Linked DNA regions of Homo sapiens: all the other regions are linked to region 3. The links are chromatin loops, found by intact Hi-C in ENCODE. Cell type or tissue: endothelial cell of umbilical vein. All regions are shown on one strand. Region 1 has its middle 39 kb from the start of ZNF195. Region 2 overlaps OSBPL5 (oxysterol binding protein like 5). Region 3 overlaps KCNQ1 (potassium voltage-gated channel subfamily Q member 1).

The links. A loop is a pair of places that touch in the nucleus more often than their neighbours do. Peaks named below come from ENCODE experiments on the same cell type or tissue, not always from the same donor. Only the 100,000 strongest peaks of a DNase experiment are listed, where the experiment ranks them.
Region 1: it touches region 3 in a loop (15-fold over the local background); 9 of 110 quality-filtered maps call a loop at or near these places.
Region 2: a loop joins it to region 3, with 4 times the contacts of the local background. A loop is called at or near these places in 17 of 110 quality-filtered maps.

What each region holds. Positions count from the first base shown.
Region 1 is chr11:3,413,804-3,421,803 of GRCh38, forward strand. It overlaps the pseudogene FAM86GP. Among named protein-coding and RNA genes, the nearest start is that of ZNF195, 39 kb to the left of the region's middle. In endothelial cell of umbilical vein, a CTCF peak has its summit at 3,434; no DNase peak of the experiment used is centred here; H3K27ac peaks cover 11 bases.
Region 2 is chr11:3,087,707-3,095,706 of GRCh38, forward strand. It overlaps OSBPL5 (oxysterol binding protein like 5), which reads right to left. Exons shown (of 22, transcript NM_020896.4): 15 at 6,531-6,628; 16 at 6,040-6,129; 17 at 5,821-5,957; 18 at 5,161-5,346; 19 at 4,726-4,852; 20 at 2,852-2,990; 21 at 2,140-2,242; 22 at 1-637. The coding sequence ends at 499. Among named protein-coding and RNA genes, the nearest start is that of CARS1, 34 kb to the left of the region's middle. RefSeq lists enhancers at 3,436-4,244, 4,234-4,303, 4,245-5,052, 5,861-6,668 and a silencer at 4,093-4,387. In endothelial cell of umbilical vein, CTCF peaks have their summits at 4,259 (motif pointing left) and 7,390; DNase peaks (open chromatin) are centred at 4,245 and 7,425; H3K27ac peaks cover 1,320 bases.
Region 3 is chr11:2,528,586-2,536,585 of GRCh38, forward strand. The region is part of intron 2 of KCNQ1 (potassium voltage-gated channel subfamily Q member 1); the gene reads left to right. Among named protein-coding and RNA genes, the nearest start is that of KCNQ1, 88 kb to the left of the region's middle. RefSeq lists silencers at 221-421, 4,977-5,137 and enhancers at 4,111-4,220, 6,971-7,471. In endothelial cell of umbilical vein, CTCF peaks have their summits at 2,988 (motif pointing left) and 4,359 (motif pointing right); DNase peaks (open chromatin) are centred at 2,956 and 4,366.

The DNA.
Region 1 (8,000 bases), 890 kb after region 3:
CGCAGGGACAGCTCGGGGACCATGCAGGCCCGGGTGGGCGTGTGGGCTCACATAGCTCGGTGGTGAACAGCTGGCACGTCTCTGGGTTGCGGACGATAAGGGCCACGTAGACTTGAGGAGCCCGCTGGTGCTCCCGGTAGGCAGCCAGCCTCCGCAGGACCGCGACCAGCGACACGATGGATTCTGGGCAATACAGCACGTCTACGGTGAAAGCTTCAGGTTACTGAAAGGGACCAGCGGACAGTTCCAGGTCATGCTGACCTCAGCAGCAGGGCGAGGCCAGAGAGGCAGCAGTCATATGAGACTAGTAGATGCCATTTGACCATTTGGGCCATTAGATGGAAAGGCAATTGCTTGGGTGAAAAAGGAGAACCCTTAGTAGAGAAAGCTGCAAAAGACCGAAGCAAAAGAAAAAAATCTCCAGACTCACTGGTGTTCCTTAAAAAATGAGCTCTGGTTCTCGGCCTATCTAGAGGGCTGTGAATGACACAAAGCCTGACCCTGCCATGAACTTCGTGTTTCAGGTGTCTGCCGATTTGTCTGCTGGCTTGCAGGGGTGGGCCTGTGTCCCTGGCCACCGCTGGACCTGTGGGTTTCAGGGCTGGGACCCAGGACCACAGGCAGAGCTCTGTTCAACCAGAGAGGAGACCGAGTGTGCTGGCAGGGGCGAGGGGTTTTCGGTGGCCCAGCCAAACACCACCTTCTCTCAAGGGCCCTGTCCTCATCCCAGAAGTGGTTGTTTTCCTCCTGTGGTCTCTGAAAGACAGAGGCATGGCTCTGGGACAGAGCCATGTGGTGATGACTGTAATGGGAGTATGCCTGTCTCCAACAAGAGGGCTGTGGCTGGAAGGTCACCTTAAGAGGCACCCCTGTCCTTTGATGTCACCCTGGAGGCCCAGAGTAACTCTTCTGGAAGCCCCATCATGTCCATGCCCGACAGCGTCCATTGTTCCCTTTTCCCAGAGCCCAGAGCTGGGTAGAGCTGCAAGGACACCGCCTGCACAGAGTGCCCGGGGCTGGGCATTGCCTGCTGCAATGACAACATCTGGCTGGATGGCAGAGAGCTGATGGACCGTCGCGACGTCCCAGTCCAGCTGGGCCACTGTCACCCTGGGGCTGTCTAAGTTGGCAGAGATGTCTGCCTCTAATGAGAGGCCATTGAGAAGGACATTCCCTCGGAGCTTCTCGAGGACCTGGCTGTGACAGTCGCTGAAGATGTATGCCTGGAGGCGGCACATCTTGCAGATGGCCAGGCCTGTGAGGCTGGCGCCACTGCCAAGCTCTAGGACAGTCCTGGCGGGAGGAAAGGGGACCATGTCTGTAACTGCACCAGGGTGAGCCTGCCTCGGTGTCCTGCCGTGCGCCCCGAGGTCACCTATGAGAGAAGGCTGCCGGGTTCTCGATGGCCCATTCTGCCAGGTAGAGGGCAGCATCTCATGTGACCAGGCCTGTGATGCCATGGGAGATGATGGCTGTGCTCTCGGAGAGTGTGACTGAGCCTCCCGAGGGCTGCACCAAGAGAGGGCGAGAGAGTCAGTCCAGCAATCAGAAGGCAAGTGGCTTAGAAGACAAGTAGCCATCCACCACATGGCTGAATAAACCATGACAGGACCAATCGCCACTCAGCAATGAGAAGCAGCTAACTGTTGACATGCCAACAGCTTGCACGGGCCTCAAGGGTGTCACGTGGCATGAAAGACACTCATCTCAGGCCACACAGGATTCCATTCATCGAACATTCCTGAGACAACGGAATTCTGGTGATGGAGCACAGGTCAGTGGTGGCCAGGGGCCAGGTGTGGCTATGAAGGGGTGGCTGCCTTGTGATGATTCAATATGCTATGTTTTTCCTTTGTGGTTTTCTGTATCTATGTTTTATCTTATTTTCTTTTGAGCTCTGTCACCCAGGCTGGAGTCAGTGGCACAATCTTGGCTCACTGCAACCTCTGCCTCCTGGGTTCAAGCAATTCTCCTGCCTCAGCTGCCCAAGTAGGTGCAACTACAGGCATGTGCCACCATGTGTGGCTAATTTTTCCACTTTTTTTTGAGACAGAGTTTCCCTCTCGTTGCCCAGGCAGGAGTGCAATGGCGTGATCTTGGCTCACTACAACCTCCACCTCCTGGGTTCAAGAGATTCTCCTGCCTCAGCCTCCCGAGTAGCTGGGATTAGAGGCACCTACTACCACACCCGCTAATTTTTGTATTTTTAGTAAAGACAGAGTTTCACCATGTTGGCCAGGCTGGTCTCAAACTCCTGACCTCAGGTCATCCACCTGCCTCAGCCTCCCAAAGTGCTGGGATTACAGGCATGAGCCACCACGCCCGGCCTGATTTTTGTATTTTTAGTAGAGACAGGGTTTCACCATATTGGCCAGGCTGCTCTTGAACTCCTGACCTCGGATCCACCCACCTCAGCCTCCCAAAGTGCTGGGATTACAGGTGTGAACCACCACACCAGGACCTGTCAAGTATTCTTTGAGGACTGGACACCAGGTCCTTGTGAAGCAGGTAGAGTGTGTCACCTATTGGACAAATGCCCAACAACCCCATGAGACATGCTGTTGTTGTTGAAGTGCTTGATTTACAGACAGGGAAACTGAGGCTAAAGAAGGTTGACGGACCTCATGTCTAAGACTGCAGAATGGGTGAGTCAGGATTTGAACCCACACCCACGTTTTCACTTTGTGCAGGAAGGGTATCTGGGCTGTGAGGGGGAGGAGGGTGCCCTTCTCATACCAGCAAATAGCTCGGGTGGCCCTGGGTGGACTCCTTGGCCATCAGGGTCTCTGCCAGGTCCTCGTACAGCTTGTCCAAAAGCTCTGTGTGGACAGCCTCGTGCTGGGGTCAGACAGAGTGAGAGCTTGTTTGCTTTCGTTCTAATCTGTAAAAATGGTCAGATGATTTTCACCAAGTTTGGAGGGGAGATTTGGGATGGAATGGTGTAATACCAGCCAGCTGGCATGTAAAATATTCACTTCATTGGGCATGGTGGTGTGTGCCGAATAGTCCCAGCTACTCTAGAGGCTGACATGGGAGGACTGCTTGAGCCCAGGAGTTCGAGGACAGCCTGGGCAAGAGACCTTGTCTCTAAAAAAAAAATTCACTTGGTAGGGAAACCTGGATGGGAGGGCCTTCAACGAGAGGTGTTGAGAGGGTAGGGTTAGGTGTAGTCTAGGGCAGGAGACAAGGATTCCGTGAGAGCTGCCACATGACCATGACAGAGAGGAGGAAAACAAAAGGTGCTTTTAAGTGAGCCCAGGCAGAACTGTGAGGGCGGCCCATGCTGCAGGCTGTGGCTGTCAGCAGGCTGCTTCTCCATGGCTGGCCCCATCTTAAGATTCACAGGGCAGCAACAATATACACTGGGTGACTGCTGCCCTCTCCTGGTGGCACAGGGCAGACCTGCTGGTGACCACAGATGCACCCTTTTGGGGAGGATTAGGGAGAAAGCAGGTATTGGAGAAGCAGGGGATTGTTTACTTGCTAAAAGTGTGGCCCTTTCACTAAGATAGGTCTGCTACTGCCTACTGAGGAATGGCCTCTCGACATCCTTATGTCAAACCCTGCACTTTCGGGCCCATCTTTAAAATCCATCCTAGGCCAGGTGCGGTGGCTCATGCCTGTAATCCCAGCACATTGGGAGGCCGAGGCAGGTGGATCACCTGAGGTCAGGAGTTCGAGATCAGCCTGGCCAACATGGTGAAACTCTGTCTCTACCAAAAATACAAAAATTAGCCAGGCATGGTGGCATGTGCCTGTAGTCCCAGCTTCTTAGGAGGCTAGGCACGAGAGTTGCTTGAACCCAGGAGGCAGAGGTTTCAGGGAGCCGAGACTGTGCCACGGTAATCCAGCCTGGGCAACACAGTGAGACTCTGTCTCAAAAAAATAAGTAAAAAATAAAATCCATCCTGCATCAGTCAGGAAAGAGCTCATTCCAGCAGGATCAATGCAGAGAATTCACCAGAGGAACTAGTTCCAAAGGTATGGCAAGAGCTAAACCTTCCAACAGGGGCCCATGGGGCAACCCAGAGACAGACAAGAGCAGGAAACTCCAAACCCTTCGGCGGGCAGGACAGAGGGTGTGGGTGAGGGTTCCAGTGCTGTGGGCTGGACCAGCCTGGTAGGAATGAGAATCCATATGCTAGGAGCTGGGGCCCCAGAGAAGCAGCTGCTGTGGAAACCCCAGGAGGCAGAGTGAGGGAGAGACACTGGCCTCCCCTTCTTCCTGCCCTGCACTGTCTCCCATGGGTCACACGTGGCTGCAGCCAGTTGCCTGGGGAGGCCCCTGTCATGCTGCTGTTTGCAAAGCAGGCCCAGGGCCTGGGAAGGACAGGGGCTCCAGCACGCAGGTGGCTATGCTGTCTGGCTACTGGGCGGACACTCCCCATAACGGACCTTTTTGGTGAGTTCTGAGAGAAAGCACCGGGCATACTTGACTGACAGCCGGTGCTTCACACACACAGGATGCTTCACAGTCTACGGCAAAGGACAGAACGTTGGTTGCTCGAGAGCCCGTCTTAAGTCCCCTATGAGCTTCAAGCCAACACAGCAGAGGGCAAACTCCAGGCTACCCGATCCCTCAGCAAAGATGTAGATGGACACAGCGTTCTGGCCCCATGCATCTGAAGTTTGTCTTAAGATATAAACCGTTTCCTAAAAATGCTTCCACTGCAGTGGCACAGGCTATGGCAGCATTTCTAATGCCCATTCTGAGCAGGAACACAGGGCACGTGGGCCCAAACCACCTCCCTCCCAGGGGTGCCAGTGTGAACCAGGGTTTGCAGTAAGGACAGTCGCCAACTGTCTGGCTCTATGGAAGAGGCGGGAAGGCCCACTTGGCAACTGCTCTCTTGGAGTGTGTGTCCCTGGGGACAGGATGGAGGGGAGGGGACGCTCAGGGTGACACTCCAGCTAAAGTCGAGAGAAGCCGAGTGCAGGACGAGCAAGTTCCAGGCAGTGGCAACAGCTGGTGCAAGCTCTGAGGTGGCCGCGGCCTGGCACTTGGAACGGAGGGCAGAGGGACTGCTGCAGCAGGAGGGGGGCGGTGGGAAAACAGGAGCCTGGAGGGAGAGGGAGGAGACGGTCCGCAGTGCCTGCTGGCTGGGAGGGATGCAGATTCTGCCCAAGGGCAGCAAAGTACCCCACGCAATACACAGGCTCTTCAGGCTGGTGCTGGTTTTTCATTTTTTCTGACACACAGTCTCGCTCTGTTGCCCAGGCTGGAGTGCAGTGGCCCAATCTTGGCTCACCGCAGCCTCTGCCTCCTGGGTTCAAGCGATTCTCCTGCCTCAGCCTCCCAAGTAGCTGGGACTATAGGCGTGCACCACCATGCCCAGCTAATTTTTGTATTTTTAGTAGAGGTGGGTTTTTGCCATGTTGGCCAGGCCGGTCTTGAACTCCTGACCTTAGGGGATACGTCCACTTCAGCTTCCCAAAGTCCTGGGATTACAGGTGTGAGCCAGTGCACCCAGCCTTGTGCTGGGTTTTAAAGCAGCTATCCCTACATTTCATGCTTCACCACCTACGAGAGTGAGGCTCAGGGTGAAACTCAGAGCAGGGTGCGAGATAACTTCAGGTATCTCCATGCTCGAAGCCCTGACCTACTGCATTGCCCCGAAAGTCTTCCCTCCTGTGGCTGCATCTTTTCCACATGGATAATCTTGGTTCACCTCTAGCACAAGAATTCTTCACCGGGGCCCCTAGGATGGGCTGGCTGGGTGGAGGTGGAGGATGTCTGCCTCCAGAGTTTGTATGGAAAATGTATTCTTCTGGTGCACTTCTCTCTGGGAGGGAGTCTATTGCTTTGTCTTTTCAGAAGGGCTCATGGCCCTTCAAAGGTGAAGACCCAGGATGCAGGGTGATCTGCACTTGGCCCTCAAGGCCAAAGTCAGGCTGTGGCTGGGCGGGGTGGTGATCCTGCCTCTCACCTGCATGCAGATGCTCTTGAGTCCAAACCCCACCCTGGGCAAAGTAAGGGCCCATTTAGGTCTAGAAGAGACAGGAGTGGGCAGGACAGGTCTCATGAATGCAAAAAAGAAAGTCTCTGAGCATCTACCAAATGCTAGAAGCTGTTTTGCACCTGTCATCTCTGTTTTTGCTGTAGATGGTTTAAAAAACTTTCCCTAGATTCCCCCCTCTCATGCAGATTTTTGTATATTCTGATGTCTTTGTCTAAGTCTTAGATAGAAAATGAAAGAGCTGGAGCTGTCGGAGGTGCCGACACCCACCTGCAGTGCTGACTCAATGTTCAATGTTCTTTGAACAGGTGTGTTTTTAAAGGGTACAAGCACACCTGTGGTTCTTCTCTCAGGTCTTCCGGAGAGATTCAGGAGGCAGGGTCATGAGTCCCAGGGACTCTGGGATTCTTACAAATATCTGGGATTCTGCAAAATATCCCGCAGAAGCTCAGAATCTGATGAGTCTCTTAACTTTGCTTCTAAGCTCTGTGTGGAGGGGAGAGAGAGAAATCTCAAGGGCGCTTTCACAGGAACATTAAACACGCAATAGAATGTGTTGGCAAAGCGCTGTGTGATCTCTCCCTGGGGACGTGGAGCCAGTTGGAAGTGGAAGCCACAGCAGCTGAAAGCCTGACCTTCAGATGTCGCAGGGTGCACCTGGATGAGTCACAGGAAGAAGGCTAGAAGACTGACTCTTGGCCGCATTAGTCCTGGCTACTTAGAGGCCACCTGGGTCATGGGCCAGCTCCCTGGTTGCACTGGTCAGCCAGGATTGCACTGGTTACCAGGGCAGCCATGGCACCAAGGTTTGATGGGCTTGCCATCTAAGTGGAAATGCAGAATGTGCCCATACCAGCCTGGGTTACATTGTCCTTTTACAGGGGCCTCAAGCCCAGCAGCGAACTTTGGCTCCCGAATTAGGTAGACTGTCTCGGCTGGTATGTGACACAGGGCAAGGCACTTCATTGCTTCAGAGCTCCTTCCATTGCCGTAAAAGGCCCTACAAGACCTGGTCCTAATCCCTCTCTCTGGCCTGTTCTCCCTCACCCCTGGCCAACCCTGCTCACTCCACTCCAGCCACACTGGCTGCCTTGCTGTTGTTCCTCAACCACAGCTGGCTTGTTTCCACCACAGGACCTGTGCATATCCTGTTCCCCCAAGCCCTTCCCATGGCTGGCTGCTTCACCACTCAGGCCCCAGTTCAAATGCCACCTCTTTGGGGAAGGCTTCCCTGATTCCCCGACTTTGGTGACTCTTCTCCCCAGTTGCTCCATTCACCATTTCCCTGTTTTATTGGCTTTAAAGCCACTCTCATCTGGTCTTTTCTTGTTTCTTCATTTCTTTGTTTATTCTCTGGCTCTCCCATGCAAGCAGACCCTCATCTGTCACGGGTACTGCTGATCCATGGTGTCTGGCTCATAGAAGGCATTTATTAAACATTTTGAGACTGAATAAAAACACTATCTAACACTGACATGCATTTACCATGAGCCAGGCACTGATCCACAGGCTTTTGTACTCAACCCTGACAACAACCCTAAGAGGTAGGTATCATTCTATCCCCCATTTTATTAATAAGAAAACAACAGCACAGAGAGATGCAGTCACTTGCCCAAGGTCACACAGGGCCAGGGGTTGGGCCAGGTTTCGAAGCAGGCAGGCTGTCTCCTGGGTCTGAACTCTCAACTACTGCACCCTAATCAAACAATCCCTCTGGTCAAATGTGAGTGGTAATAATAGTACCCACCTCGTGGGTGTTGAGGGTGAGCCCAAGTTAGCATTCAGCGTGGGCATGTGAACAATTATAGTCAATATTGAATGGAGACCTATGATGCTTTTATGAAGGTTTCTATTTTGGGTTAAAAGTGCACAAATTTCTCCTGACCGGAAATGATCTCTGAGTGCAAATATTTCATATCAATGGAATAACGCAAATGATTAAGCAACACCCCATAAAATGGGGCAGACCCAGGGAGGAATATATATCCAAACTCACTCATCCCAGTGAGCTCACCGCACATGAATTACAAATGGGGCCGGGTG
Region 2 (8,000 bases), 560 kb after region 3:
GTGGCCCCACCAGGGTGGTCCCGGCAATGTGGACAGGGTCTCCGGAAGGCAGGCCTATGCATCTGTGTGTGGGGGGACTCCTGGGCCACTCGGGGCTCCTCCAAACCTGCCCACTCACTGCTGCTGGGGTGTGACTGTCCAGGGCCCCCACAGGCCCTCCCACCCTAAATCCATCCATCCCCCATGGCAAGTGGAGGCCGGACAGGGGGTGACACGGCAAGATGGCCAGGAGTGCGTCGCACAGCAGAAGCTGCATTTGGCTTTAGCATTAAGGCCAGCGCTGGGCGGAAGGCCCTGCAGAGAGGCCAGTGCCCCTGAGAGGGGCCCAGCACACCTGGGCCCGCAGCGCCTTGTGGCCCCGGGTCCCTCCTGCGCCTGGACTCCCCGTCACAGTGGCTGTGCTTGCCGGGCCTCTCTGCCTCCATGGAGCAGGCTTAAAGTGCTGGGTGCCTGGGAGGGAGGGCTCAGGACCGGCCAGGAGCTCTGCCCTCAGGGCTCCTATTTGAGGATGTGGTTAATGAACAGCTGACACGCCAGGAACACGCAGAGCAGGAACCAGGATCGGGGGCTCTGCAGGAGGCCTGGGGTCGGTGCCTGTGCTGCCCGTGCCGTGGAGCTCAGCATGGCCGAGAGGTGCCTGCAAGGACAGGCGACAGATCGTGGGGGCTGTGCCAATGCCAGCAAGTCCCCCTCCCACAAGCCAGGACAGTGCCCTGGGTACTTGACCAGGTGCTGGACACAGGGCCGAGGTGGAGATGGGATGGCCCTCCAGGGGCAACAGAGCGGGTGGGGGTGGAAAGCTTGTTAGTGGGAGGGCCCCACAGCACCATGGCTATACTGGGATTCCCTGGGCACATTCAGGGCAGAGGAGGGTCAGGGATTGGGGAGTCAGCCTTTTACATCCTCCCTCCCACCCCTGTGGTTATGGCTGAGTCATGCCTCTGCCACCTTCATATGTTGGAGTCCTAACCCCTTGCACCTTAGATAAGACTGTATTTGGAGATGGGGTCCTTAAAGAGGTATTTATTTAAATGGAGACCATTAGGGTGGGCCCTGGTCCCATGGGACTGGTGTCCTTATATGAAGAAGAGATGAAGACACAGACACAGCGAGAAGCTGGCGTCTGCCAGGCAGGAGAGAGGTCTCGGGATAAACCAGCCCTGTGGCACCGAGATCTTGGACTCCAGCCTCCGGGACCGCGAGGGAGTAGACGCGCTGTCCGAGCCCCTTGCCGGCAGTACTCTGCTGTGGAGGCCCTGGCCCTGAGCTGGAGTACTTTGCCGTGGAGGACCTGGCCTCTGAGGCGGTATCCAGTTTGCTGCAGAAGCTTCTGGCTGAGTCCTGGCCACCTGCCTGACAGCTGACCTGCTTCTGGGGAGCCAGGCCTCCCTGCTTCTCTGCCCACACAGCCTCACCAGGGAGCACCTTCTGGAAATGCTTACACAGGGACAATGACAGTTCCCCAAGGCTCTTGAGCCTCACAGAGCCCGGGCCTGTGCCCTGGCTGCATTTCACCCTGGGGTACTGCTATCAAGCCCACTTTACAGAGGGGAGGCTGAGGTGTGACAGCCAAGGTCCCACAGCCAGTGAGACCCTCAGCCTGGCTCAGAGTCAGGAGCTTTGGACCCGAGAGGGACCCTGTGCTCTGCTCCTCATTGGTGGGATCTGCTGACAGGAAGGGGCCATGTGGCCCTGGTGGCCTGCACCTGCCAGCTCTCGGCCACTCCCATTTGCTCCTTCCCCAGCCATTCCTGAGAAGCCACTGTGCGCAGGTATGGGGCCACCACAGTGAGCCCAGGCTGCCACCTCGCTCTGCACACCTCAAGGTCTCTCCTGGGGCTACCCCAGGCCATGCTGGGCTGGCACCTTCCTCTAGGCTTCAGGACATCTCCAGCTCAGTATCTGCCAGGCATGGCCAACTTGGCTGGTTGATCATCCCGCACCACCTGCCGCTCCCACACCCTCTCTCCTGCCCTCGGCGGTTGTCTTCCTTTCATCACCCTGCAGGTCTTGTGGGTTCCAGCTCCGATGACAACCCCAGCCGCGGCCTCCTGGCCTCCCCACCTCCCGCCCTAGCTCTACCAGGTCTCTCGCACTCTCTGACCCGGAGTCTGGATGGACACCCTGAGTGTGGCCCACCTGTGCAGCTCCTGCTGGGCCTCTCGGATGGAGAGGATGGCCTCGTGCAGGGCCTGCAGCCGCCGCGCCTCCTTCCTGCACCGAGGGCATGGGCTCTCACCGCCTGGGACGGCCCCGAGTGAGACAAAGGAGGGGAGGGGAGGAGTGAGGATGAGCTGGAGGTCCAGTGGGGCTGGCACGTGGGTCACAGGGTCATATCCAGCTCGGGCCTCCACCCCACCTCATGGGAAACCTGCAGGGCCAAGCTGAAGACACGGAGATGAGGGAGGGGTGCTGAGGATGTTTCTGGAGGGAACCCCCAGGCTGGACCAGCCACTAACAGGCCTGGGAGGCAGAAGTGGCCAAGGCAAGGCCCATCCATTACAGAGGCAGGGACAAAGTTGGGGAGACACAGCTCCTGGTGACAGGAAAGGAGCAGAGGGCTGGGGCAGGATGCCACTGGACCTGCCCCTCCCACCGCTGGGGAGCCCCTGGCCTGGGCCCACTCCCTTTCTTCCCCACCCCCACCATTCCCCCCGTTGGCCCTTGGGCTGCCTCCCAGACTCTGAGAGGGCAGAGCCTGCTGGGGGGCCCCTCAGGGCAGCAGAGGAGCTTTTGCTGGGAGGTTGCCCTACATCTGGGCAGGTGCTTCTCTGGCCTCCCCTCCAGCCAGGTCAGCATCTGAGGCACCCCACCAGACAGAGGCCTTGGGGCTGGGCCCAAGGGGGCTCACCAGGGACAAAGTCACCATCCTGCTCCTCGTCTGAGAGCTCTGGGCAGGACTCAGGCGTGGATCCGCTGCTCTCCGTGGCCTGGCTGTGGCCGGAGGGCTGGTCGCTGGCCTTGCGAAGCCGCTGGTCTGGGCCAGACCTCTGCAGAGAAATGGAGCTGCTGCAGCTGAAAGCCACCCACGCCCCCTGCCCAGGCCCCAGGGACATGGTGGCATGCTTATGCCAGGACAGTGCTAGAGGTGGCAGCCAGCAGGGAGGGCAGCTGCTGGGCTGTGGAGCTGGCTGGAGGGGTCTGTCTCAGCCCCGGCATGGCCTGGAGTAGCCATGGTCCCTTTGAGCCTGTTTCCTCATGGGTGAGACAGAGCTACTGACCCCTCACAGTGAGCAAGGGCCTGCAAGGTGGTGCAGACACGCCTGCCCTGTGCTCACCATGGCGTTGCATCCAATAAATGCAGAGATGATGGCATGGGGGGCCGAGGGTGGTTCTGACCCCTGAGCCATGAGGACAGATGAAAGCCGAGGCCACTGTGGGAGCTGGGAGGTTCATAGGAACCCCAGATGGCTAGGGTTCCCCATGTCAAGGGGCATCTCCAGGGGGGAACCCCCACACTCAGCCGGCTGCTCACAACCCCAGGAGTGCAGGCAGGGCTCATCCATTCAGCCCTTACTTGAGCTCACAAGGAACCCAGGACAGGAACTGATGCTCAGGGGTGGGGAAAAAGCAGAACCTGGCTGTGGGACCACCATGTAACAACAGGCGTTTGGGGCCAGAGAGGTGCCAGGGACGCTCTGCATTGGGTGTGGTCAGCGACGGGGCAGGTGGGGTCAGAGCCAGGACAGGTGGGGTCAGAGGCGGGGCAGGTGGGTTTGGCCACAAGGTACTCCATGGGATGGTTTTTGAGGCATGGCAGGGCCCAGGCTGACTGACCTCAGCAGGGGCTGCGGGGTGGGAGGCTGCAGAGGGCATTGGGGGTGGACATCTGCTGGAGATTGGTGGGGAGAGGCTGAGGAGCGGGACTGCGAGGGTCTGGGGCCAAGGGAAGGCAGGAGCTAGCAGTCTGGCCTGAGCCCGGGGGGATGGAGACTGTGCTGCAGACATAGGGGGTGCATCTGTCTACCTTCCTGAGGCTTCTTCCCTAGTCCCTTGGCAGGCAGAGCATGGGACATGCAGCCAAGGAGATACCGCGGCCCCCAGCTTGCTGGAGAAGTTAGGGCCATCAGGCAAGCAAGGCCTCTCATCTGAGTCTGGCCCAGACGGCATCAGCTGGGGAACACGCCCCCATCCTGTCCGCTGCGGGTGAGCACCGGCCGCGCTCTGCACCCTCTGCACGCAGTAGGTGCACGGCTGGGGCGGTGCAGCTCAGCACACCTGGAACGGGGGCGTGTGGGTTTGGCGCCACCTGGTGGCCGCCTAAGGCATGGCACCAAGACACACCCAAGGCAGCTTCCTCAGGTTACTCCCTGGAGCCTCCTGCTGTCCCGCTTCCCCTTTCCAGACACAAGATCTGTGCAAGTGCTGGCTCCTCCTCCTCCTACCTGGGAAGGGCCCTGGGCTGCCCTGACCTTCTGTTTCCTGATCAGTGGAATGGGATAATGTGGCTGCTAACTTGGCAGAGGGAGACTTTGGGGGCAGTGGACAGAGACAGTAGACACAGGGTCCCACAAGCCAAGGTGCCCCTAGAACTGAGCATCCTGCAAATCCCGGTTTCCTGAGTCCCATGCTCGGCAGAGAAGGAAAGGGGACGAGGGGGCTGGGGGATGAGGGCGTGAGGGAAACGGAGCGAGGGGAAGGGAGGAGTGAGGTGAGGAGCGAGGGGTGGTGGTGGCCACACGTGCAGCTAAGACCAGCCCTGGGTGGGGCCTGTGGGGTGCTGACCTCGTGCCTGGGCCCTGGGCTGCCCAGGAAGGTGGTCTGGCGGGCCACGGCCTCCTGCTGCAAGGTCCGCAGGATCCCGTCTTGCTCAAACTGGGCGATGTCCTTCAGGGGGTCCCAGGGGCTGTGGCTGGAGGGTCCAGAGGGCGTTCATCAGCACAGGCAGTGGCCCTCAGGTGAGGGGGCTGTCCTGGCCCAGTCTTCAGCCCCCCAACAGTGGCCAGAGACCTCCAGGAGAATGACCACTGCCCACACCCCATGGGCAGGGCCTGCAGTAAGGACTGATGATGGGGGGTGTCACTATCTGACCCTCCCCCACCGACTCCTCCAGGGGACAGGCTGAAGGTGAGAGGGAAGCCAGGAGCCCCTGGGCCCTTCTCAGCCCGTCTGCTAGGCCCAGCCCCACCCTGTGGCCCCCAGGGCTTTGTCGGCACTCACTCCTCGTATCGGTAGTGCCACTCCTGGGTGATGGGGTCCAGGTGGAACAGCTGCGGCTTCCAGGGCATGAGGCTCTCCTGCCGCTCACGGGCCCGCTGCCGCTGTGCCTCCTCCAGTGCAAACTTCTCCTGTGTGGCCCTGTGCTGGTCGCCCTTGCTGATGGCCCTGGTGACGTGCTGCCAGAGCCTGCGGGCCAGTGACCCATCCTGAGCCAGTGGCCCGGGCAGCCCGACCCCTAGGCAGCTAGGAATCAGGGCCCCTTGGCACCAGAAGGAAGGCACAGAGCAACCTCTGCGTGATTGCCTACAGTGACAGGGAGCTCACTACTTTGAAGAGAGCTTTTCTTTTGTCCATGAGATGGGTTTTTCCAACACTGAGCTCCCATCTCCCGCCTGCAGGGACCTCCCTGTGCACCTGTTGGTCACTCGCCGGCAGTGATGCAGTGAGAGGTCACGGCAGCCGGCTCCTCTCCAGGCCACACCCCTTCCCTCCATCTGTCCTTTCCAGGACACGTGATCTGCCACCAGGGGTGCACCAGGCCTGCCCTCCCTGCCAGGGACATCCTGGGGCCATGCTCACAGCACTGTAGCCCTGCTGACCTGCCTGCTTGGCCATGTCAGGCTGTGGTCAGCAGGGTCCCTGGGCGCTGACAGGCCTCACCTCTCGGACTCCAGCTCCGTCTGCTCCTCCAGCGGCACCGTGTGCTGCCTCAGCCTCTGTCTGCGGACCTCCCCGCTCGGGGTCCAGAAAAGCGCACTGCTTCCGCTCCCTTCCTCCTTGATAAACACGTCCCTGTCCTGCCCCAGATGGCCAGCGGGGTCAGAGGCTGGCCTGGCGTTGACCGCCCGGCCGTGCCTGCCCTGAGGGACGGCCCCTTACCCAGTGGCCACTGAGGCTCGCCAGGACTTCCTCTCCCGACGTGATCTTTCCCGAGATCTGGTTGATGCTGGTGCTACCCCCGAAGAAGGGCTGCGGGGCCACACCCAGAACAGAGCCCAGTGAGCGGGGGCTGGGGCCTCCAGAATCACATCCTCATGGGGGCACGGAACAGTTATTCTCTTGGGGTGCCTGGGAGCCCAGGAGGGATGGACCCAACCCTCGCCAACGAGGCCTTCGGGACCCCCACGCCTCCGCTCAAGGATGTAGTGTCCCTGCCACAGAGACAGGGCCTAGGCTGGCTCTGCTGTGTGGCTGCAGGCAGCAGCCTCCCTTCTCTGGGCCCTGTCTGTGTTCCGGGATGTCAACAGCTGCTCCCCTTATGTGCACTGCCTTGGGGAACCTTCCTTGGGGCCTGGGGAGAGTGTGAGGGGGATCCCCAAGGCTTCGTTCCTTCCCTGGCCTCGTCTCCCCCAGGCTGCAGCCAGCGCTACCTTGAGTTTGAATTCCAGCTGGGCCTGGAAGTTGTTCTTCGCACACTCGATGGTGACCTTCCCACCCAGCTCCAGGGTCATCGTGCCATACAGGATTCCTGAAATGCAGCCAGTGTCAGGGGCCAGGCGGCCCCAGCCCTGCTGAGCCCCAGGCCCTGCTGAGTACCGACCCAGCAGCACCGATCCCTGAGTCCCGACCCAGCAGCACCGATCCCTGGGAGGCCTGTGTCAGTCCCTGGGAGGGTGAGAAGGACAGGAGGCGCTGGGAGCAGAACCCCACAGGGAGAGGCTGGTGGGGGTGCGGAGCCTGGGAGGTGCGGAGCCTGGGAGGCACGGAGCCTGGGAGGCACGCCTGGTCCCTCAGGGGCCGTCTCCCCCACTAAGGGGGCTCTGTCCTCGCCAGGGCCTTTGCTCATGTCAGGTGTCGCCTCCTGTTCCAGCCTCCTGGGAGGCCACCAGCCCTGTGAGACATGCATCGTGCTTCACTTGACTCTGCAGTTCCCGCTCTGGCATTGGGCTCCTGAGGGCAGGCATCTTCTCGCTCACTGCTGCGTCCCAGGATGGCACCCAGAACACAGAGGGCACCAGCACCCATGATGGCATCCCGTATGTTTAAAAAAATTAATACGTCTTTCTTTGTTTTGTTTTTTTTCAATTAATGAAGGAAAGAACAACTTTTCCATGTCTGGCATATGGAGGAGGTAATCTAATTAAAGAAGCACCACCACCTCCACCATCAAAACCCAAACATTTGCACTCTAAAAACCACTTAGAAATGTGTGGCAGAATATGTCTCTTAAAAATGAAGAAAAGAAACAACAAGCTACTTGTTGCAACAAAGGCTTGAAACACCCCCAAATCCCTCCAGAGGGGGCTGTGTGAGTGCACCCTGGCCCATGAGCACGATGGAAAGCTATGCAGCCTAGAAAGACAAAGCGGCATCTCTGTGCAGCTCTGATGGGGGGAGGTCTCCAGGCTCCACGGAGAGGAAGAAGGCCCAGGAGGCGGAGGTTGTAGTGAGCCAAGATCACACCACTGCACTCTAGCCTGGGCAACAGAGTGAGACTCTGTCTCAAAAAAAAAAAAAAAAAAGAAAAGAAAAGAAAGAAAAGCAAAGCAGGTCTGACCTCCAGATTGTGATCACTAAATATTATTTCCTAGTGAAGGGAACCTGGAGCTCCCGGGAGAAATGGTCGATTTGAGGTCTAGTGTAGGAAATGTCCTAGGTGCACACATGGTCAGGGCAGAAGGAAGAATACCAGCAGAGGTACTGGGGTGTGCAGGGGGCCCCTGAGCCAACTATGGCCCCCATTGGCCAAAGATGGGGCAATTTCAATATCAATAAAGTTAATAACTGAAAGGTTCTGAAATCACCAAATACGTTCCTATCAAATAATACGTGGCAATAATGACCTTCGCCAGTCACCTTTGGAAGACAGCAGGGGAAAAAAATCATTATTTTGAAAATAT
Region 3 (8,000 bases):
GGGTGCAGGGGGCCAGCTGTGTCTGGAGCCCACGGGGTCCCCACGGAAGCCACCTGAATGTGGGCCGTGAGCAGCAGGACTCTGGCAGGACTGGGTCTAGCACCTCTCCGTGGCCAGGCTTTTGTGTTTTCCTGTCTTGTCGTGGAATAGTTCTAGTATCTACAAAGGAAGAGAGTGTCACGACTCAGCTCCCGGCATGCACAGGCAGATCTGGGCTGGTTTCATGCTGCTTTCTGGCACTGTGTCTTCCTGGCCAGGGGAGCCCGTCCCTCCGGGGTCCAGAGTCCTCTCGCGATGGCCTCGGCAGTGGTATCCGTCTCATTTCTAGGGAGTCCGTTTTACCTTTCCTTTGTTGCTTCTGGACCTTGAGCCATAGCTGGAAGAACTCACCTGTGGTTTCCTCCAGCCCTGACCAGGTTAACTGTGTGTGCTCCATGGTGGCTGGGAGTTTCCTGGGTAAGTGGTGTGAGGCACAGGCCTGCTGTCACTCTTCCCTCGTCTTCCCAGTTCTCCCAGCACTATGTTTTCCACAGTCCATCTGTCCTGCCTGACTGGAGGGGCCGTCTTCTCTGTAAACCAGACGTCCAGAGGCAGTAGGAAGGGTCTGCTTTGGGGTTTTTCTATTCTGTCCCACTGGTCTCCTGGACTTTTCCTTTACCAGGGCCCTACTGACTTGGTGGTCCCGGTACTAAAATCAATTTCATGATGTCACTTTGTGCCTCGGCAGGGCTTTCTTTTTCGGGGGTTTCCTGGTGGCGCTTGCAGCCTTGCTTTTCCCAGTGAACGTTGCCATCACCTTATCCAGCCCCGGGAAGAAACTCGAAGGCCGCGGGTGAATAAACTGGGGGAGACTGACATCTCGGTGGTCTCCAGGAGCATGGTGTGTGTGTTTATGGGCAGCATTTTATGGTTTCATTATGTAGATTGCAGGCAGTTTAAGTCTATTCCTCATCATAATAATATTGAGAGAATAAGTTGTTATTGTTGCCATCACATAGGGAGTTTCTAGTCTATCATGTTTTCCAGGCACTTTCCTGGCGTCTGCGAAAGCTGTTAATTTCTGCTACAGCCTGTGGTCCTGCTACTTCTCGTGACTGTGGTCGTAGAAGTTTTTCCCTCTGTCCTTTGCATCTTTTGCGTTTCCAGATAAGGGATGCCTTCCAGGAGGGCAGATTGCTGCTTGGGTCTGTCCAGAGCTGGGGGTGGTACCTGCGGCCAGCGGGGCCCTCCTGGCTTCTGTGGGCGGGCCGGCTGCCAGGCGGGGGGTGCGCACCTCCCGTGCTCAGGAAGGGTCCTTCAGGTCCGATGCCTGGCGTGGTTTTACGGTGACCATGTGGATTCTGGTCAGGGGTCTTTCCTGCTTCTGTGAGGTGCTCCTGTCAGTGAGGGGCCCCCCTTGCCTTCCTGGAATAAACCCCCTTGGTCCTGGCGTGTGAGTTTCATGTCCTATCACATTGTACTCTCATGCTTTGTTCAGACTTTTGCACTGCCCTGTGAAGTGGGGTGTGTGTGTCATCTTGTGGTGCCATCTTGGTTGGGGTGAGGCCGTCCTTCCCCCACAGGGCGATGTCCAATACCCTTGGCAGCATGGGCCTCATGTTTTATGGGGTCCCCAAGGTACCTGCCCAGGATCCCCAAGTCCTCCTCACCCACCACAGACCTGGCTCTCAGATGAGCACCCAGCCAAGTCTCTGGCCATGTCTAGCAGGAGGATGTTCTGCCCCGGCCAACTGACAGGGTTGGCTCAACTGCAGGAGTGGGCACGGCATGTCCTTTGCTGGTTCTGCCATGGGGCGGGTCTGTGGGGGGTCCCTGACCTGGTAGTTGTCCCTGGAGGGCCTGGGGCCAAGGATGCCAGTGGTTCCCAGGCTGTGAGAGCCGCGCTGCCAAACATTCCCCTGGAGAGTCTCCGTGTGAGGCCCTTTGTACCTCTGCAGGTGTGTGTACATGTGTGTATGTGAGTGCCCACATGCACGGGAATGTGTACACGCATGTGCGTGTTTATGGGTGAGCTGTGTGCTTAAGTGTGCATCTGTATCTGAGTATTATGTAAGTGTGCATACACATGAGCACGTGGGGACTTTCACGCATGTTTGGCTCTGTTTCAATGTGTGTACATGTGTGCACATGTGTATCTGAGCGTGTACATGTGTGAATGTGGCCACATATAGGCACATTGTAGTGTGCGCCTGTGAGCATGTATTGTATGTTTATGCATGGCTGTGTTGTGTGTATTTATGTATAGCTATGTGTCGCTGCGTGTGTGTACCTATGTGTATGTACGTGTGTTCATGCCTGTGCTGTGTGTGAGACGTGAGATCCTGCCTGTCCCATCCCTCACGTACTAACCTGGATCTAGGTGGTTAGCCCCTCGCCCCCAGGTGGCCTGGGACTTGCCTGGTTTTAAATGGAGCCCCGGTGCTAACGTGAGCCCACCCAGGTGCTCCTGCCCAGCCAGGGCTGTCTGTCAGCACCACAGCGTCCAAGTTCAGGTCCTCACTTCCTAGGTGGTTATCTCCCAGGCAGCTGGGAGGGCGAAGCCTGGAGAAGCCTGCACCCAGGCTGGACCTGCAGGGACCTTCAGACGTGCCCTGGGCTCCACATGCCCGTCTGCAGCTCGAGAATTAGACGTGCCCTGGGCTCCACATGCCCGTCTGCAGCTCGAGAATTAGACGTGCCCTGGGCTCCACATGCCCGTCTGCAGCTCGAGAATTAGACGTGCCCTGGGCTTCATGTGCCCGTCTGCAGCCCTAGAATCACCAGCAGCACCCCAAGGCCCCCATGCGGCATCTAAACCAGGCAGGGGACAGGGGCATGGAGCAGACCAGGTAGGGTTGCTCCCTAGGATGCAGCCCTGCCCAGGCAGGAGGGCAGACCCTACACAGTGCTGAGCTGTGCCCCCAGGGAAGCCTCCAAGATGGTCCTCATCCCAGCAGCCCTGCCCACTGTCTGCGCATCCCTGGGGTCTGTGCGCCACCTGGTGGCTATTTGCTGAACTGTGGCCACAAACCCCTGGTCAGCAGGAACCGGCCCTTTCACTGCCCTGCAGCTCCCTCTCCTCCGGGGTGGCATGGCAGAGAAGCAGCCCGTGGCCCCAAGCATAGAGCCCCCTTTCTGCTGTAGTCCCCCTTGCAGTCCCCTCTGCCTTTTCCACTGCTTGGAAGGCAGAGAGACCCTGGCCGCCTCCCTTGTCCCTTTATCTGTCATGCCAGCTGCCTCCCTGCCACACCTTGCGTCTCACCAGGCAACCCTGCAAACAGCAGCTGGGGAGGACTTTCTAAGACAAAAACCTGATCATTCCAGAAGCTCCCTGTGACGTTTAGGCTACATTCCCCAAGGTGGTGCCACGTTCAGGCCCATCACCTGTAACACTACCCACCCCACCTCACCCAGCCTGGGCTCACTCACTCCAGGCCAAGCCTTGGACATTCCTGGCTGCCCCAGGGCCTTTGCAAGCCCTCTTCTCTGGACCTGGCTGTCCTCGGGAGTGTCAGCACTCAGCCTCTTGTCAGGTTTCAGGCCTCTGCTTGGCACTATCCTGCACACCATCCCCGCCGACCTGCCCTGTTCTGGGTTCATGGGGCTCTGGGAGGCTCACAAGCATCTGTCTGCCTCAGGCCATTCCACACTCCCTGAGGGTGGGACCCCGTGGCTGCGCTAACCCCACAAGCTCTGCATGGCGCTTCCTGGCCGTGCATGTCCCTCCCTGCATCAAATGCATAGGCCAGAGTTGCCCAGCGAGGATGACCCAGCTTGGTATGTGCTCCCGGCTTCAGCTGCCCCTGCGTGATGGAGACACCCTCCCACTCGCCTTGCCACACTTCCCAGCAGTCTCTCGAAGCACTGGCCGCGTGGAAACAAATCCTTCAAGGGGATTTGAGGGTCCAGCTGTCACTCAGTCATGGCCATGGTGGGGGCACGTTGGGGACACAGCAGAGAGTGAGGCAGCCGTGGGCCTGGCCTTGACAGGCGGATGTACAGACACATCAGGGCCGAGACTGAGGCGTGGGCTCTGGGTGGGGAGACAGTGACCACTTGCTTGGAGGAGGGGGCGCTCAGGTGGGAGGGGCACAGTGAGAAGGAGGTAAGCTGGTGCTGGCGGGGCAGGCAGGGACCCCTCCCAGGGCTCACAGCTTCCAGCGGACAGCAGGCACAGGGCTGTGGGGATCAGAGCACAGGCAGAAGTCACCTGACAGCAGGTTCCCGAGGCTTCAGGCCTGGAGGAGTGAGGACGGCTGTTGGGTTCTTGATTCCAGCAGAGGGAGGCTGTGCAGGGTTGCAGGAAGGACGGTTGGGGGCGCTTCGGGGAGGTACGAGAAGCAAAGGTGTTTGCAGCCCTTGGGGCCAGGCGGCGGGAAGGCCTGTAGACGCCAGAGGGCGCTCGTGCTACATGCAACTCAGGAGCTGCTGGCACCCGCCAAGGAGTGCTGAGCGCGGGGAGCCCAAACCACAGCCTTGGGGAACCCAGGAGGGGCCGGGCGGGTGCAGGACCCGCATGAGGGATTCCGAGAGCACGATGTTTAAATGTTGGGGGAAAAAATGGATCAAAGCGATGTGTTCCCAGGGAGCCCCTGTTTTCTCGTTTCTTTTCGTACGCCCAGCTTTGCAGTGCCAGAAAGCTGTTATCTCAGCACTGCTAAGGAAACCCCAGCGCGGCCTCGGAGGGATTAGGCATTCTGCTGAACCAGGGATATGCGGTGGGCCTGAAAAAGCCATTTCGGGAGGAATCTGGTCTCGGCTGGGGTCCGGCCGGCACCGTGAACACCACGTGAACACCACGTCGGAAATCTGCTGGGCAGGGAGATTTCCTCAAGGCCTCCCAGGGAGGAGAGCCACTTCCTGGGCTGCAAAGAGGGCCCCAACCTGGCTTCTGAATTCAGAGGGGGCTGTGTGTGCACGTGTGTACGTACGTGCATGTGCACGTCTGTGTACCCATGTCTGTGGAAGTGGCACACGTGTGCATGTGTGCACTCAGTGTACGTGTGCGTGCCTGTGGGTAGCTCCGTGCGCACATGCGTACACATATGCCTGGTGTGTGTGTGCACACGTGTGTCTGACGTGTGTGTGCTTTGCGTGTTCTTGCCTGGGAAGGAGTTCCCGGTTTGGGTGGCTCTCCTGTTTCTTGCCGAAGCCAGCTGCTGCTAGAAACTGGCCCCCTGCTCTCTGCAGTAAGAGACCCTGCCCTGGCCCAGGTGAGGGCCTGGCTTTTGTCTCCAGGATCACAGCTTTTGTCAAACTCCACACAAAGAGAGAGGCACTCAAAAGCACAACACAAACACGGCTAGTCCGCGCCTTTGGTGGTGAACATACCAGGGAATTGTCCTGCAATGCCTGTGGTTAAAAAACCCCGTGAGCTGCGGCCCCGGAGGCCTAGGGGATGAGGTCATCGCTGCGGCTTCCTCCCCTCTGCTGAGGCTCCCTCCGCCCCGCCCGGTGGCCCACCCCTCCCGCCAGCTGCAGCCTCCACTGCCTGGGTTTCTGCTGCGCCTTCAGCACACAGCGAGGCCTCAGTTTCCCTCCCAGCTCAGAGCAAGGCCTCAGTTTCCCTCCCAGCAGCAAAGTGAGACCCTGTAGGGAGTCTCTGGGCCTCCGTGACGGCCCTGGGCGGCCCTCTCTGTGGAACAAGGTCGGGTCCTGTCCTCAGCGCCCTGGCCTCCACTTGCTCAGGGCGCCCGCAGGCCCGCAGGTCCTCACCTGGTGTTTTTCACCTGGGACCCGCAGCTGCTCTGATGAGGAGCCTGCTCTGCGCACGGCCTGGGGCGGTTTCCCGCAGCACCATTTCTGCCGCTGCCGGGAAAAGACGCAGAGCAAAGGCACCTTTGCCCAGGTTGGGGAACCAGTGGGTGACTCAGGATTTTCCTCCACCCACCCCGAGGTCTGACTCCCTCTGCAGCTGCCGCCCGCTGAGGGTTGTCTTCCTCCCTGCCTGCCTCGCCCTGCCTGGTGAGCTCCTATGGGTCTGACGAAGCCCCGTCCTGCACACTTGCTTCGGGGGCAACTCCCCACTAGACTGGTTGCCCAGGGACGGGGGTACCCACTCCCTCCTCAGGGCTGCAGGGTGCTCTGGGAAGAGTTGTGTCCCTCTGTGGGCCTGTGGGCTCACTTGCCTTTTTGTCCCTGTCACTTGGGAGCTACCCAGCTAAGACCGGTCCCCACCACCCAGGCCACTCTGAGGCTTCAGAACGCGGTCGTCTTCTCCCTGGCAGGGTTGTTTCCGCCTGCATTTGTTCAGCCAGCAAATCTTTATTAAGCACCTACTGTGTGCCAGGATCTATGTGCAAGCAGCCCATGGGCTCATGAAAGGCAGAGCTGGACTGAGATTCCGCACCCCTGGGATCCTCACTGCAGGGCCCTGTGTATGTGCGGGCTGGAGCCCTGGTTCCTGTCTGCACTGAGCCCCTGGAGCTAGGCCCAGAGGACTTGACAGATGTGGGCCCTCTGTCTGCACAGCCCCCAGGGCACGGGGTGGCCTGCAGCTCTGCCCAGCCAGACTTCAGGTCACTGCCCCATGAGCCTGTAGGAGAAACTTCTCACTCATCTGTCCTGAGACCTGCCTGGAGCCCACCCCAGGGAGACAGAGGCTCTCGGAGCCTGTTCAGGGTGAAAGGACGCTAGACACTGGCCTGCAGGCTTTGGGCGGGTAAGGGTAGCGAAGGTGAAAGTGGACCAGGGGCAGGTGGAGCAGGGTAGGCCCAAGTGTCTGTCTGGGGCAGCTGGGGACACCCAGGTGGGCTGAACTTCAGCTGCCACCCAGCTTCAGCTGCCAAGGCTCCTCCCGGGTCAGGGTCGACCCCTGATGTCCCGGCAAGAGTTCCAAGAACAAAGGCTCAGAATCCACCAAGCGGAACTTGAAGCCACTGCCCTGTGGGGACAGGAGAAGTGACTTGGCCGGCTCTCCGGAGCCCAGTGTTGATCACTGAGGACCACCGGATACAAGTCCCTCCTGCCTTCCCCTTTAGTGACACTGAAGCTGTTGAAATCCCCATCCACCAGGAGCTCCTGGTCCTGGGGAGCCCTGTGCAACCCACTCACTGCCTTTCAGAGCCCTGTGGCGTCTCTCTCATGCGCTGGCCGTAGAGCTTCCTGAAAGCATCTCTATCACCCACTCTGCACCTGAGAGAGGGCGGTCAGGTGACTGGTACCCCCTGAAGACCTGGGACCAGGCCCCCTGCCTCTGGGAATCCATCAAAATGCTCCCTTCTGAGGCCGCTTTGCTGGGCGTAGGATCAGCCTTGCTTTGAGGGCTGTTTAGGAGAGGAACCCCGGCGCTGCTGCTCCCCGGAGGCAGCCAGTGCTTGTGATGGGCACCCTGCCTCCAGTGTTCTGCTTCAGGGTGTGGGATGCACAGCTGGGGGCAGGGGCGCTGCTGAAGCCACAGTCTCAGAGCCTGAGGCCCACGGGGCATGGCATGAAGACCCGGTGGTTCTGTTCCCCCGGGACAGCCTTGGTCCAGCCTCACTGGCCACATGCTCTGCCGAGCACACCCGCTGCTGTCCCCAGCCACCCAGCCCCATGCACAGGCCACGCGGCGACAGGGGCTGCTGAAGGAAGGCTGGTCCGCTCCCTGCCTGTGACAGGAGCTCAGGCTCAGGGCAGCAGGGGCGCTCAGCTGGGCCGCGGCTCCACGGTGTTAAGGGATTCTAGAAATTTCCTGCTGTGCCAGGCTGCAGCAGAGACTCCGGCCCCACCAGGCTTCCTGTACTTGGTGATAAACACACCATCCGCACTGCCTGCGGCTCTTACAGGAGTCTCTCGTGCACCATTGCTCAACCCCCGAGAGTTATGGAAGGAAGGGAGGCTGGGGTGGGTGCCCCGAGTGCCTTGTTGGAGTGGAGGCTGGCGCTGCCCTGCCCCACAGGGTGGCTGGCAGGGCTCAGCAGTTGCCTGGCCTGTGGGGGCAGAGGACCTGGGGAGACATGCTGAGCCCTCCCAGCGAGACACTGAGGGTCGGGAGGGTAACATGTGATTTTGAGGCCACCCGCTACAGCTTCTTGGGACCT